Regions from separate parts of the Homo sapiens genome. Here regions 1 and 3 are each linked to region 2. The links are chromatin contacts, found by Hi-C or POLR2A ChIA-PET in ENCODE. All regions are on one chromosome and are shown on one strand. The core of a region is the stretch at or near the end of the contact, and the rest is flanking DNA. Distances in the headings are between cores, read along the strand shown.

Evidence for each region. Hi-C counts contacts between places; a loop is a spot of excess contacts on that map. ChIA-PET counts read pairs that join two places held with the same protein, here RNA polymerase II (POLR2A). Pooled maps may share reads with other maps.
Region 1: a loop to region 2 is called in a map of K562, with 5 times the contacts of the local background. The contact joins two enhancer-like sites. A Hi-C loop is called at or near these places in 2 of 168 maps with a recorded cell type or tissue (K562 and PC-3) and 8 of 50 pooled maps. POLR2A ChIA-PET finds 5 or more read pairs at or near these places in 3 of 52 experiments (activated CD8-positive, alpha-beta T cell, activated CD8-positive, alpha-beta memory T cell and activated T-cell).
Region 3: a pooled map shows a loop between it and region 2 (3-fold over the local background). The contact joins two enhancer-like sites. A Hi-C loop is called at or near these places in 2 of 168 maps with a recorded cell type or tissue (PC-3 and naive thymus-derived CD4-positive, alpha-beta T cell) and 7 of 50 pooled maps. POLR2A ChIA-PET finds 5 or more read pairs at or near these places in 9 of 52 experiments (CD4-positive, alpha-beta T cell, GM12878, activated CD4-positive, alpha-beta T cell and 5 more).

Annotation. Positions count from the first base shown.
Region 1 is chr2:203,756,358-203,760,701 of GRCh38, reverse strand. No RefSeq gene overlaps it. Among named protein-coding and RNA genes, the nearest start is that of CD28, 52 kb to the right of the region's middle. Within about 2 kb of position 1,266, at least 3 of the 41 ENCODE cell types and tissues checked have a DNase peak (open chromatin) inside an H3K27ac peak, as active enhancers do.
Region 2 is chr2:203,906,505-203,910,669 of GRCh38, reverse strand. No RefSeq gene overlaps it. Among named protein-coding and RNA genes, the nearest start is that of ICOS, 28 kb to the left of the region's middle. Within about 2 kb of position 1,934, at least 10 of the 41 ENCODE cell types and tissues checked have a DNase peak (open chromatin) inside an H3K27ac peak, as active enhancers do.
Region 3 is chr2:203,740,393-203,745,249 of GRCh38, reverse strand. No RefSeq gene overlaps it. Among named protein-coding and RNA genes, the nearest start is that of CD28, 36 kb to the right of the region's middle. Within about 2 kb of position 3,514, at least 4 of the 41 ENCODE cell types and tissues checked have a DNase peak (open chromatin) inside an H3K27ac peak, as active enhancers do.

The DNA.
Region 1 (4,344 bases), core at 17-2,516, 150 kb after region 2:
CATGAGAATGGATTCAAAAATACACATTCCTTCACAGTGCATGGTTTTAACATCATATCAAGGAAAGGGACACTGAAGAAGGTAATAAAGACTGTCTTGAATCACTGACATCACCCCTCCCCCATAGCCTGGCAGCAGCAGAGAGAAAATGTGTGTGCTTGGAGGAGAAAGAGTGCAGTGATTGCAGGACTTTACGTTGGAACTCAGTACTGTCCTGCCACAGCAGAAAGCAACACAGGGCAGAATTCAGCCAGAACCCACAGAGGGAGCATCTAGACCAACCCTAGCCAGAGGAGAATTGCCCATCCCAGTGGTCAGAACCTGAGTTCCAGCAAGCCCCACCACTTCAGGCTAAAGTACTCTGGGGTCCTAAATAAACTTGAAAGGTAGTCTAGGCCACAAGGACTGTAATTCCTAAGCAACTACTGATGCCATGTGGCTTGAAACCAGTGGACTTGGGGGGCATGCGACATAGTGAGACACCAGCCAGAGCAGCCAAGAGAGTGTTTGCATCACCCCTCCCCAGCCCAAGGCAGCACAGCTCGCAGCTCCAGGAGAGGCTCCTTCCTTCTGTTTGAGGAGAGGAGTGGGGAGCGTGAAGAGGACCTTTTCTTGCAACTTGGATACCAACTCACCCACAGTAGGTTAGGGCACCAGGCAGAGTCCTGAGGCCCCCATTCCAGGCACTAGCTCCTGAAAAACATTTCTAGACACATTTAGGTCCAGAAGGGAACCTGCTGCCTTGAAGGAAAGGACCCAGTCCTGGCAGGATTAATCACCTGCTGACTAAAGAGCCCTTTGGCCTTGAATAAATATCAGTGGTAGCCAGGCAGTACTTGCCACAGGCCTTGGGTGAGACTCAGAGCCATGCTGGCTTCTGCTGTGACTCAGTGCATTCCAAGCTGTGGTGGCCTCAGGGAGAGACTCCTTCTGCTCGAGGAAAGGAGAGGGAAAATTAAAGGGGACTTTGTTTTGCAGCTTGGGGACCAGCTCAGCTACAGTAGGGTAGAGCACTGAGCAGGCTCTTGGGGTCCCAGATTCCAGGCCTTGGTTCCTGGAAGGCATTTCTAGACCTGCCCCAGGCTAGAGGGGAGCCCACTGCCCTGAAAGGAGAGACCCAAGCATGGCAGCACTCACCACAAGCTGACTGAAAAGCCCTTGGGCTTTGTGTGAACTTCAGCCATAGCCTGACAGTATTTGTCATGGGCCTAGGGCAGTGGTGGACAGGGAGAGAAACTCCTTCTGCATAAGGAAAGGAAAAGGAAGAGTGGGAAAGACTTTATCTTGTGGCTTGGGTGTCAGCTCAGCTGCAGGAGGATAGAGCACCAAGTACATTCCTCAGGTTCCTGACTCCAGGCCCTGGCTGCCCGATGGCATTTCTGGACCTGCCCTGGGCCAGGGGAAGCTCACCTCCCTGAAGAAAAAGACACAAGCCTGGATGGATTCACCACCTGCTGACTGAAGAGCCCTTGGCCTTGAGTGAACATTTGCAGTAGCCAGGCAGTAGTCACTGCAGGCCTTGCGTAAGACTCAGTGTGCTGTGCTACACTTTGAGTCTGACTCAGTGTAGCCCAGTGCTGATGGCCACAACGGTGCTTGTGCCACCCCTCCCCCAATTCCAGGAAGCTCAGCATGGACAATGGGACTTCATTTGTTTAGGGGAAAGTAAGGGAAGAGAACAAGAATCTCTGCCTGGTAATCTAGGGATTCTCCTGGATCTTATCTAAGGCCACCAAGATGGTACCTGTATGAATCTGCAAGAGTCACGGCATTACTGGGCTTATGGTGCCTGCTAATGCAGGTATGGTTATAGTGATCAAAGATTTAAATCACAACACTCAATTTTCTTTGAATACTTGGAAAGCCTTCCCAAAAAGGACAGGTACAAACAAGCCCAGACTGTGAAAACTACAATAAATACCGAACTCCTCAATGCCCAAACAATGATAAATTTCCACAAGCATCAAGACCATCCAAGAAAACATGACCACTCCAAATCAACTAAATCAGGCACCAGTGGACCAATCCCGGAGTGACAGAAATATGTGACCTTTCAGATAGATAATTCAAAATATGTGTTTTGGGGAAGCTCAGTGAAATTCATGAAAACATAAAGAAGGAATTCAAAATCCTATCAGATAAATTTAACAAGGAGATTGAAATAATTTTTAAAAATCCAGGCCAGGCGTGGTGGCTCACGCCTGTAATCCCAGCACTTTGGGAGGTCAAGGCGGGTGGATCACGAGGTCAGGAGATCGAGACCATCCTGGCTAACATGGTGAAACCCCGTCTCTACTAAAAAATACAAAAAAATTAGCTGGGCGTGGTGGCAGGCACATGTAATCCCAGCTACTGAGGAGGCTGAGACAGGAGAATGGCATGAACCCGGGAGGCGAAGCTTGCAGTGAGCCGAGATTGCGCCACTGCACTCCAGCCTGGGGCCACAGAGCAAGACTCCGTCTCAAAAAAAAAAAAAAATCCAGTAGAAATTCTGGAGCTGAAAAATACAGTTGACATATTAAGGAATGCATCAGTCTTTCAACAGCAGAATTGATCAAGCAGAAGAAAGAATTCATGAGCTTGAAGATAGGCTACTTGAAAATACACAGTGAGAGGAGAAAACAGAATGAAGCACACCTACAAGATCTAGAAAACAGCTTTGGAAGGGCAAATCTAAGAGTTATTGGCCTTAAAGAAGAGATAGAGATAGAGATTGGAGTAGAAAATTTATTCAAAGGGATAAAAAAAAAAGAGAACTTTCCAAACCTAGAGAAATATATCAATATTCAAGTACAAGAGGATTATAGAACACCAAGCAGATTTAACCCAAATGAGACTATTTCAAGACATTTAATAATCAAACTCCCAAAGGTCAAGGATAAAGAAAGTATCCCAAAAGCAGCAAGAAATAAATTGCATATAATGGAGCTTCAATATGTCTGGCAGCAGACTCTTCAGTGTAAAACATACAGGCCAGGATAGAGTGGCATGACATATTTAAAATGCTGAAAGAAAAAAACTTTTATCCTAGAATAGTATATCTGGTGGAAATATCCTTCAAACATGGTGGAGAAATAAAGACTTTTCCAGACAAACAAAAGCTGAGGGACTTCATCAACATCAGAACTGTCCTATAAGAAATGCTAAAGGGAGTTTTTAATCTGAAAGAAAAGAACATTAATGTGCAATAAAAAATCATCTGAAGGTACAAAACTCACTGGTAATAGTAAGTACACAGAATATTACAACATTGTGGCCATGCACGGTGGCTCATGCCTGTAATCCTGGCACTTTGGGAGGCCAAGGTGGGCAGATCACAAGGTCAGGAGATCGAGACCATCCTGGCTAACACAGTGAAACCCTGTCTCTACTAAAAATACAAAAAACAAAAAAAATTAGCTGGGCGTGGTGGCTGTAGTCCTAGCTACTCGAGAGGCTGAGGCAGGAGAATGGCATGAACCCAGGAGGCAGAGCTTGCAGTGAGCCGAGATCAGCCACTGCACTCCAGCCTGGGCGACAGAGCAAGACTCTGTCTAAAAAAAAAGAAAAGAAAAGAAAAGGAAACACTTCAAATAAACAACCTAATAATACATGTTAAAGAACTAGAAAAGTAAGAGCACACCAAACCCAAAATTAGCTGAAAAAAAGAAATAATAAAGATCAGAGCAGACACAAATGTAATTAAAACAAAAATAAAATACAAAAGATAACTGAAATGAATAGTTGGTTTTTTGAAAAGATAAACAAAATTGACAAATCTTTAGTGATACTAAGAAGAAAAGAGAGAAGACCCAAATAAATATAATCAGAGATGAAAAAGGAGACATTACAACTGATACTGCAGAAATTCAAAGGATCATTAGAGACTACTATGAGCAACTATAGGCCAATAAATTGGGAAAACTAGAATAAATGAATAAATTCCTAGATACATACAACCTACCAAGATTGAACCATGAAGAAATCCGGAACCTGAATAGACCAATAAGAAGTAATGAGATTGAAGTCATAATAAAAAATCTCCCAGCAAAGAAAAGCCCAGGACCGAATGGCTTCATTGCTGAATTTTATCAAACATTTAAACAAGAACTAATACGAATCCTACTTAAACTATTCCAAAAAATAGAAGAAGAGGAAACACTTCCATACCCATTCTATGAGGCCAGTATTACCATGATACCAAAACCAGACAAAGATACATCAAGAAAAGAAAACTACAGGCCAATATCCCTGATAAACCTTAATGTAAAAATCCTCAACAAAATACTAGCAAACCAAATTCAACAACACATTAAAGAAATCATTCATCACGACCAAGTGTGATTTCTCCCAGGAATGCAAGGA
Region 2 (4,165 bases), core at 685-3,184:
GTGTTTTTATTTACTAATTTTGAAAAATCAGTGCTCTGCTCTGGGGATTCCATCAATCAGCAGCACTTCGGCCTATTTTAGCAAAACATTATCAGTTTTCCTTAAAAAACTGATAATGACCCTGATGTGCCTTTTCAGACACCAAAGGAAGAAAACAGTATCACCTTAGTGCAAATTACAAAATTGGTTAGGTTCCAGGTATGGGAAGCTCGGTCATTTATGTAAGGGATATAAGATAACACTTAATTATTCAGAATGTCTGATAGAGAAAACAGAGCATTTGATCTCCTTGAAGTTAGCCAGCTTAATTCCTTTTACACATAGTACAAATACTTGGTATCCACAGCATGGAAAAATGATTCAAAATGGAACTGCCTGTGGTTGAACACAGAACTTGTTCTGTTCATCGATACTCACTCCAGTCAATGAATGACAGAATCTTCTTCAATAAAAGAGCAGAACTGGGCACCACTTCTTGGAATTGTGCCACCTAAATGGATACAGGCAGAAGTGTGGCCCGGATGGAATATTCCAATGACTCCGGAGACCATGCACAGAAATGCGGTTATTTGTTCACTTGGGTTGCCAAAAAATTTTATAAAAAGTAACAGGATTATTACAATTTACTGAAATATGGAGAAATGTTTCATGAAACTAAACATCCTTGAATAAGGTGGGAGTGCGATATCTCATATTATTATGGATTACAAAGAAAAGAAACCAATTATTTCTACGGGTTTCCTCCTCTGAAATCCCAAGATTCCTTCACCTCAGAGCTTTCTACAGTTCCCAAAGAGGCCAGGAGAGGGTACTGCTGAATCATACTTAATTCCCCAAACCCACAGCTGTGCAAATGCTTTTGTTTCTTTTCTGAAAAAAAATAAAAATAAATCATGAACTGGCCCCATAGGCATGCGTGCAATGCAGTGTAAGGGACAAGGTTTTTTTTTAAATTTTTTAAACAGTTTTATGCACAGGCTTAGAGCAAACGTACTGAATTACCGTACTGCCAACAGTAGCAAGTAAGTCTCAGCAAGAAGAGATGGACAAATTGTCTGATGTGATGATGTCTGCCCCATGAATTGTTCTCTTGAGAGGATTTTGTGTTTGCATTGAAGGAGATGCCTGCCTGGAAAGCTGCATTTTTATTTTTATCGTGTGTGTGTGTGCGTGTGTGTGTGCGTGTGTGTGTGTGTGTGTGTGTATAGCTTTGCTTTAGAAGGAAGGAAGTGAGAGAGTTTCCATGCAGAGATTTGAAAAGGAAACTGATGTCCTTGGAGGATTGCAATAGCCTGCAGAGGGCAAGAAAGTCAGCTGAAATTCATATACATCGTCCTCATCTTGGTCCCATTCCCACTTCCTCTAACTGTAAACACACATCACAGTCATCCTACAAAGCCTACTGAACTAGCAATAGGTCCATGCCCCAGAGAGCAAGATGAGTAACTTTTAAATAAAATATGTATTCCCCTTTACAGGAAAGAAACAAAATGAAGTGGTAATGCCTGCTGAGAGCAAAGCATGACCCCAGCACCTGAAGAGAATGGACAGATGAGATGCAGGCATGTCCCAATTCACAGTGAACTTGGGTTCTAAACGTTCGTTGGCAGGCCTGTGTTTGGAATTGAGAGAATTATGAAGGCTGGGTACAGTCCTAGGACAGCCAAGCACATTCAGTCCATTGGCTGGACTATAACCCTGGCAGGGAAGCAGCCTGCTCTGAGCACCACCTTCATTCATAACCTTCATTTGCTCTCAAAGGAGTGCTTGAAAGTGGGGATTAGCCCCATTTCACAGATGAAGACTGGGATCTAGTCAGCTTGTGTGATGTCGGTGCAAAAGTAATTGTGGTTTTTGCAATTACTTTTGATGGCAATAATAACTTGCTCAAAGTCCAACAGCCAGAAAATGGTGGCGCTCGGCCAATTGATTTCAAATCTTGTGCCCTGTCACTTCACTCACTTATACTCATTGAGGGCTTTCAATGTATCAGGCACTGCTCCAAGTGTGTCACATGGATGATTTCATTACACCCACAATAGGAGTAACAGACAGGTACTCTTATTCCCATTTTACAAATGAGGAAGCGGAAGCACAGAGAGGTTTAGAAAGTTGTCCGTGCTAGGAAGTGATGATGCATGGTTTCAAAACCAGGTCATGGGGCTCCACCACTGTTGCTCTGAACCAAACCAACACCCAGGGATCCTTCCAGACCCTCCACAGGTGCTCAGGCATTGGCAGAGTTACAAATCTTCAGCCCAGAGGCCATAACTGCCAAATGGGAAAGGACAAAGGTTTGCCCTCCCTGTACTGGATATGAGATTGGGTAACACTTGCTTAGAGCCTACGATTTGCCAGGTTCCATGTTTAGTGCTTTATATATATGATATCATTTGGTTCTCACAGTAGTCCTGGGAGAAAGGAATAGTTGTCCTCTTAAGTAGAAAAACTTGTGCCAGAAAACTTACTTACCCTACTCAAGGACATACAGTTAATAAATAGCAGGGCAGGACCAAAATGTAACATCTGTTTAACTTGGAGATATTTCCACGAAATATTGTTAAAGGAGAAAAGCAAAATGCAAAAGTGTGCATACAATATACATATATAAAGAAATACGTTATTATCAGAAAAGTACAGAAGGATACATTTAAGGTTGTTAATCTGGGATATGGGAGAAGGTGGGATAAGGATGTAAAAAGTACATACATCACACATTTATGCATCTGCAAAAACTATGCACGTGTGTAAGTATATGTACATATAAAAAGTTATGAAATTTATGCAAAAGTTATAATAAATAGAAATGAATTAATTTTGACTAATTAATAGACATTTTATGAAATTCAATAGCCATTTCTAATAAAAGTTCTTAGTATACTTTATTGTTATGGGTGTGTCATTTAAATCCTGGATTATTAACAGAAATCAAAAGTAAGCATTACATTGAACATTAAAACTCTGGGCATGTTCACCTTAAAATCAGGAACAAGGCTAGGAATCCAACTATCATTCTCTGTTATTCAACATTACTCTAGAAGTTCTGGTTCATACAACACAAGAAAAGGAAGTATAAGGTGAAAACTTTAGAAAGGAAGACACAAAATTACGCATGCAGATAATAATGTTATTAAAAACATATCTATACACACACTTACATATATCAACACAGCACTGCCTTCATACCACATAGGACCAACCCTGGGTGTGTTAGTTAGGGATCCCTGGAGAAAAAAAACCAATAGGATATATGTAGATATACAAAAGGAGATTTATAATAGGAATTGGCTCACACAGTTATGAAGTCTGCAAAATCTCAGTATGCCATCTGTAAGCTGGACAACCAGGAGAGCTGATGGTATAGTACCAGTTCAAATCTGGAGGCCTGAGGACCAGGGGAACCAATGATATAAGTCCCAGTCTAAGTACAAAGGCCCAAGAACCAGGAGCACTGATGTCTAAGGGCAGAAGAACATAGATGCCCCAGCTCAGAGAGAGCAAATTTGCCTTTCCTTGTTCTCCTCAGGCCCTCAATGGATTGAATGACACCCATCTGCACTGGTGAGGGTGACCTTTCCTATTCAGTCTACCAACCCAAATGCTAATCTCTTCTAGAAACAACCTACAGAGACACCTAGAAATAATGTTTTACCAGCTATCTGGCCATCCCTTAACCCAGTCAAGTTGACACATAAAATTAACCAGTACACTTGGTTATCATTTTTAAATTGGCAAAAATTATTGGTACCGTTTTACCTTCCTTACAACCTACAACCTACTAGTTTCTACCTCCCCAAGTTTAGTGCTATTACATTCCTCCAAACACTAAAATTACCATATTCCTCTTTTTTCTACCCACAATCAAAGCTATTTTCCCCGTAGGTAGAGAAAAAATGACCCTCCCAAACTTTTGCACAAGAAAGTGTGAATAGCCGTTAAGATCCTCTTACTTTCCCAAATGTTTCTGTATATTTGTTTTTTTATTAATAAATTTTATTTTTAGAGCAGTTTTAGGTTCACAGTAAAATTGAGTGAAAAGTACAGACAGTTGCCAAATACCCCTGTCCCCACACATATACAACCTACCCTACTATCAAGATTCCCCACCAAAGTGGTACATTTGTTGCAATCAATGCACCTTTATTTGACACATCATTATCACTCA
Region 3 (4,857 bases), core at 2,265-4,764, 170 kb after region 2:
ATTTATATCTGTAAGACTTAGAAATGTGATAGTGGAGAAACCCAAAACAATGGTATTCATGATGGGAAGATAATTCTAGGAGAGTTATAATATGGAGTATGAAAACAATTATAGGAATGAGCTCTGAGGTTATTTAGTCTGGTCCCCTCATGTACTGATAACTAAGAAATAAGAGTAGACTACATTAACTGAAGAGTTCTAGGTACATCCCCAAAACTAACCCCAAACCCAGTGTCTTAGTCCATTTGCATTGCTATAAAGGAATACCTGAGGCTGGGTAATTTATAACAAAAAGAGGTTTATTTGGAACATAGTTCTGCAGGCTGTACAAGAAGTATAGCACTCTATTCTGCTTCTAGCAGGGACTTCAGGAAGCTTCCAGTCATGGCAGAAGGGGGAAGGGGAGCTGGTATGTAAAGATCACATGGCAGGAAGTGAGAGATAGAGAGAGAGAAAGAGTGAGAAAGAGAGAGAAATAGGCAGGGGAGAAGGGAGGCACTGAATAGGATGCCAGACTCTTTTTGACAACCAGATCTCCCCAAAACTAAGAGCAAGAACTCAATCCCATACGAATGGCACCAAGCCATTCATGAGGGATCCGCCCCTAAGACCCAAACACCTCCCACTAGACCCCATCTCCAACACTGGGGATCAAATTTCAAAATGAGATTTGGAGAGGACAAATATCCAAGCTATATTACCTAGTATTCCTCAGGTCACAAAAACATTTTTTGTTTTTCTTCTAAGAGCCAAACTAGGACACGAACTAGGAAGTTTCTTCTCTCATTACTCTCCAAAGACATACCCACCCAGTGTAAGTCAAGAAAAACCAACCAACTAAATTAAAACATGCAGAGCTAAGGTGAAGGGAAGACTAAAGAAGGGACCGAGGAGATAAATTTTTGTGATATTTAGAACCATTCCATTTTGTGGGGGAGGGGTAGTTTTATTTTGTTTTAACTATTACTCATCCTAGAAAATTCCTGCTTTGAGAATGGGGATATAATTTCTATAAAGCTCAGTAACCAAATGGCAGAAAGGCTAGCATTCTATCAGGGCCTCAATAGCCCATACATGCGGGCATTAGAGAAGGCGCCCTCTCCTTCATTAAGCAGGTGCAGAGCTTGATAAGGGGAGCTTGACTAGATTTCAGCCCTCTTCATTCCCTTCACTAGGGGCCTTTGTGCAAGGCACACAGTGCATAAATGTACATAGTAGCACTATTTTCTGGAGTAGAAAAATCTTGGGATTTCCCAAAGCTGTTCACCCCAACTCAGAACTGGAACACCATGTGTAAAGTCAGGAAAATTCATTCTGCCAGAAGCTTTTTTTCATTACTGACATCCTAGACTGTTGGTACAATAATCTTAATCATCTGACCTTTTAGAGGCAATTTCCTGATCTTGGCTGGACAGACCAGTCTAAATGCTCCATTTGGCCCTATTTTTAAATTGCCCAGATGGTGTGACTGGGTGTGTGGCTTAGGGTGCCCCCATATGCTGGGCTGCTTCCAGGAACGATTTGTACCTTGGGTATAACAAGACTGGAGTGAGGAATGGGGGCAAGGGATGGTAAGGGTTAGGTCGGTGCCTTTCTGATCTGAGTAATACTGATTTCATCAGCTACTTGTGAAATGCTGAGCCTTAATGTAGATTCATGAGGGGTTACTCTTGGCCACTCATAAATGGCAGCCAAATGCAGACTGGAAACATGAGATAGGTAGAAAGTAGGAGGCCAATTCTGAGACAGCTGCTTCTGATCTCTACCCACCCAGAGTTGGATTTGGATGTACTACATAGGGAAGAATTAGCAGGGAAGTCAAGCCTGTTCATCACATTGGACACAGACCATTTTCTGCCCCCTTCCTTCTGTGCATTTGTTTCCTGGCCGGGCGCGGTGGCTCATGCCTATAATCCCAGCACTTTGGGAGGCCAAGGTGGGCGGATCACGAGGTCAGGAGATCGAGACCATCCTGGCTAACATGGTGAAACCCTGTCTCTACTAAAAATACAAAAAATTAGCCAGGCGTGGTGGTGGGTGGCGGATGCCTGTAGTCCCATCTACTCGGGAGGCTGAGGCAGGAGAATGGCATGAACCAGGAGGCAGAGCTTGCAGTGAGCGGAGATAGTGCCACTGCACTCCAGCCTGGGCGATAGATCGAGACTCCATCTCAAAAAAAAAAAAAAGAAAGAAAGAAATTTGTTTCCTTGGAGATTACAAGGATGTGATGCCTAGAAAAGAGGGAAAAGAGTAGAAAGGACTTGAGAAAAGAGTAACAAGAGCTCCCAAGATGTTTAGGCTTTCATCAATAATATAGGCCAGGCACAGTGGCTCATGCCTGTAATCCCAACACTTTGGGAGGCCGTGGTGGGTGGATCACTTGAGGCCAGGCGTTCGAGACCAGCCTCGCCAACATGGTGAAACCCCATCTCTACTAAAAATAAAAATAAAAAATAAAAAAATTAGCCGGGAGTGGTGGCGTGTGCCTATCATCCCAGCTACTGAGGAGACTGAGGCATGAGAATCGCTTGACCCCGAGAGGCAGAGGATGTAGTGAGCTGAGATCATGCTACTGTACTCCAGCCTGGGTGACAGAGCAAGACTCTGTCAAAATTAATAATAATAATATACAGAAGACTCTGTCTTCCTGAAACAGCTTCTCATTCCCTTTGCTTATAACTTCCCATTTCTTCTACCTCAAATGGCTTTCCTTAGATGAAAGCTCTTCCTTCTTCTTTATTGATCCATGTCCTTCTTTCAAAAGAGATGCTTGACTCTCAGCACTCCCAAGAAGCCTTTACACACATTCAAACCAATTCCTTCTGGCCCTAAAAATGTAGAAGGTGGCTGGAACTCAAAAATAAGCCTATAGCTAAGGTTGCAGCTTAGATCTAAGTCAAGGATCAGCAAACCGTAGCCCATAAGCCATGTCCAGCCCACTACCTGCCTTTGTACAGCCCATGAACTAAAAATGGATTTTCCATCTATAAATGGTTGGGGGAAAAAAACAAAGGAAAAGTAATATTGCATGACATGAAAATCACACGAACTTCACATATCAATATCCATAAATAAAGGTTTATTGGAATGCAGCCATGCTTATTTGTTTATATATTGTTTATGGCTGCTTTCACACTACAGTGGCAAAACTTATTATCTATAAGAGACAGTATAGTCACAAAGCCTAAAATATTTACTATCTGGCCCTTAACAGAAAAAAATTTGCTGATTCCTGATCTATGACATTGAAAGAGTTAGAGATGTTAAATAGGAACATGTCAAAGAAATGAATTTCAGGCAAACCAACAAAGGCTATCAAGTAGCCACATTAAGATCTAAGTCCCAAAATCAAGACTAAGTGGTTACCCCTAGAAGCAGGATATAGGGGGCAGGAAAAGAAAAAAAAAACTGAAGTAATATACAAAGCAGACACTCTACACTTCGGAAGTGTGGAGGTAATATCTGTGCTGCACACTGCCACATCCCTGTACCTAGCCCACATCTTAGTGCTGGGCAGGTGCCCATTAACTAGTTCTAGAATGAATGAAGTAGAAGAGAGGAAGGAGAAACATAAAGCAAATGAAACAAGCATTGCATAGGGTTGGGGATAAAAGAGGGTCCCCAACAACCACCTGAAGTTTGTCTTCCCTGTGTAATATGTCACAGGTTCTCAAAAGTTAGCAGAAACCTCCATTTGGGAAGCTAAGTGTGTGCCCAAGAGACTGAAGAAATGACTAAATAACTATGGTAACTACCCCGATGCCCATTCAAGGTCACCTTTTCCACCCCTTCCTCAGTCACCAGATGCAAATATATTTAGTCCAGAGAATAAATTCAGACGAGATTAGCAAGGGGAAGGAAATCACATATAAAGCTCATGAAATAAACAGCGCCACTTGTCACTGCTGATCTTTGATTAACTGGCTCTTCTTTCCGAAACAGGGCCTCCTTTTCTTCTTTTTCTCTCTCTGTCTTTCTCTTTGTTTTCAGGTGACACCCACACATATCCTTCAGTGTTGGCAGAGATGCTCACTCAGATAACAACTGGAGTTCATGCTGCACATTTTCATCTTCGTGTGTCATCATCACCATGTAAAACCACAACTATAGGAAAACAAAGCTGTTTGCTGCTCTTCTTCTCAACTGACATTTCCACCCAGCTCATGATTTGTTCTTTGGAGCCAGAGGAGAGTTTCAATTTATCACTGAGATAGCTCTGCCTGATGAAGTGAGAGTAAAATCCAGTCCACTTCCACCCTGAAATCCATTCACCTTTCTTCAACTTTTTGTCCCTTCAAATTCCTAGCATTCAAGGGTCTTTCACAGAGTTTCAACAGGCAAATCAGATAGGAAAATGAGCTTCGGGAAGCACACATTCTGGCCCTGAGAGTTGCACCAAGAATGAGGTCAGCTTTGAAGAGCTGATATATTCTTTGATCACCTCAAGCAATTTATCATCTCAAGCAATTTTCAAGTGTTGGGCCCGGTGTCAACACCCTGAAATGAACAAAAGTCACTCTGAGAAATTGTGTGACCTTCTGCTCTGGACAGTGGCCTAGGTTTCCAAGTGCTAGGATCCTGTGAATCTTCAAAGAGAAAGCACATATTTCTTCTGGGTTGCCAAATCAGAGAAAGCTGAGAGGCCCCACCATTCACATGTGTTCTTGAAGGGGTATGATCCCAGTTCACTGCAGCCTCAGCCTCCTAAGTAGCTGGGACTACAGGCCTGCACCATCACGTCTGGCTAATTTTTTTTTTTAATACAGACAGGGTCTCCCTATGTTGTTCAAGCTGGTCTTGAACTCCTAGACTCAAGTGATCCTCCTGCATTAGCCTCCCAAAGTGCTGACATTACAG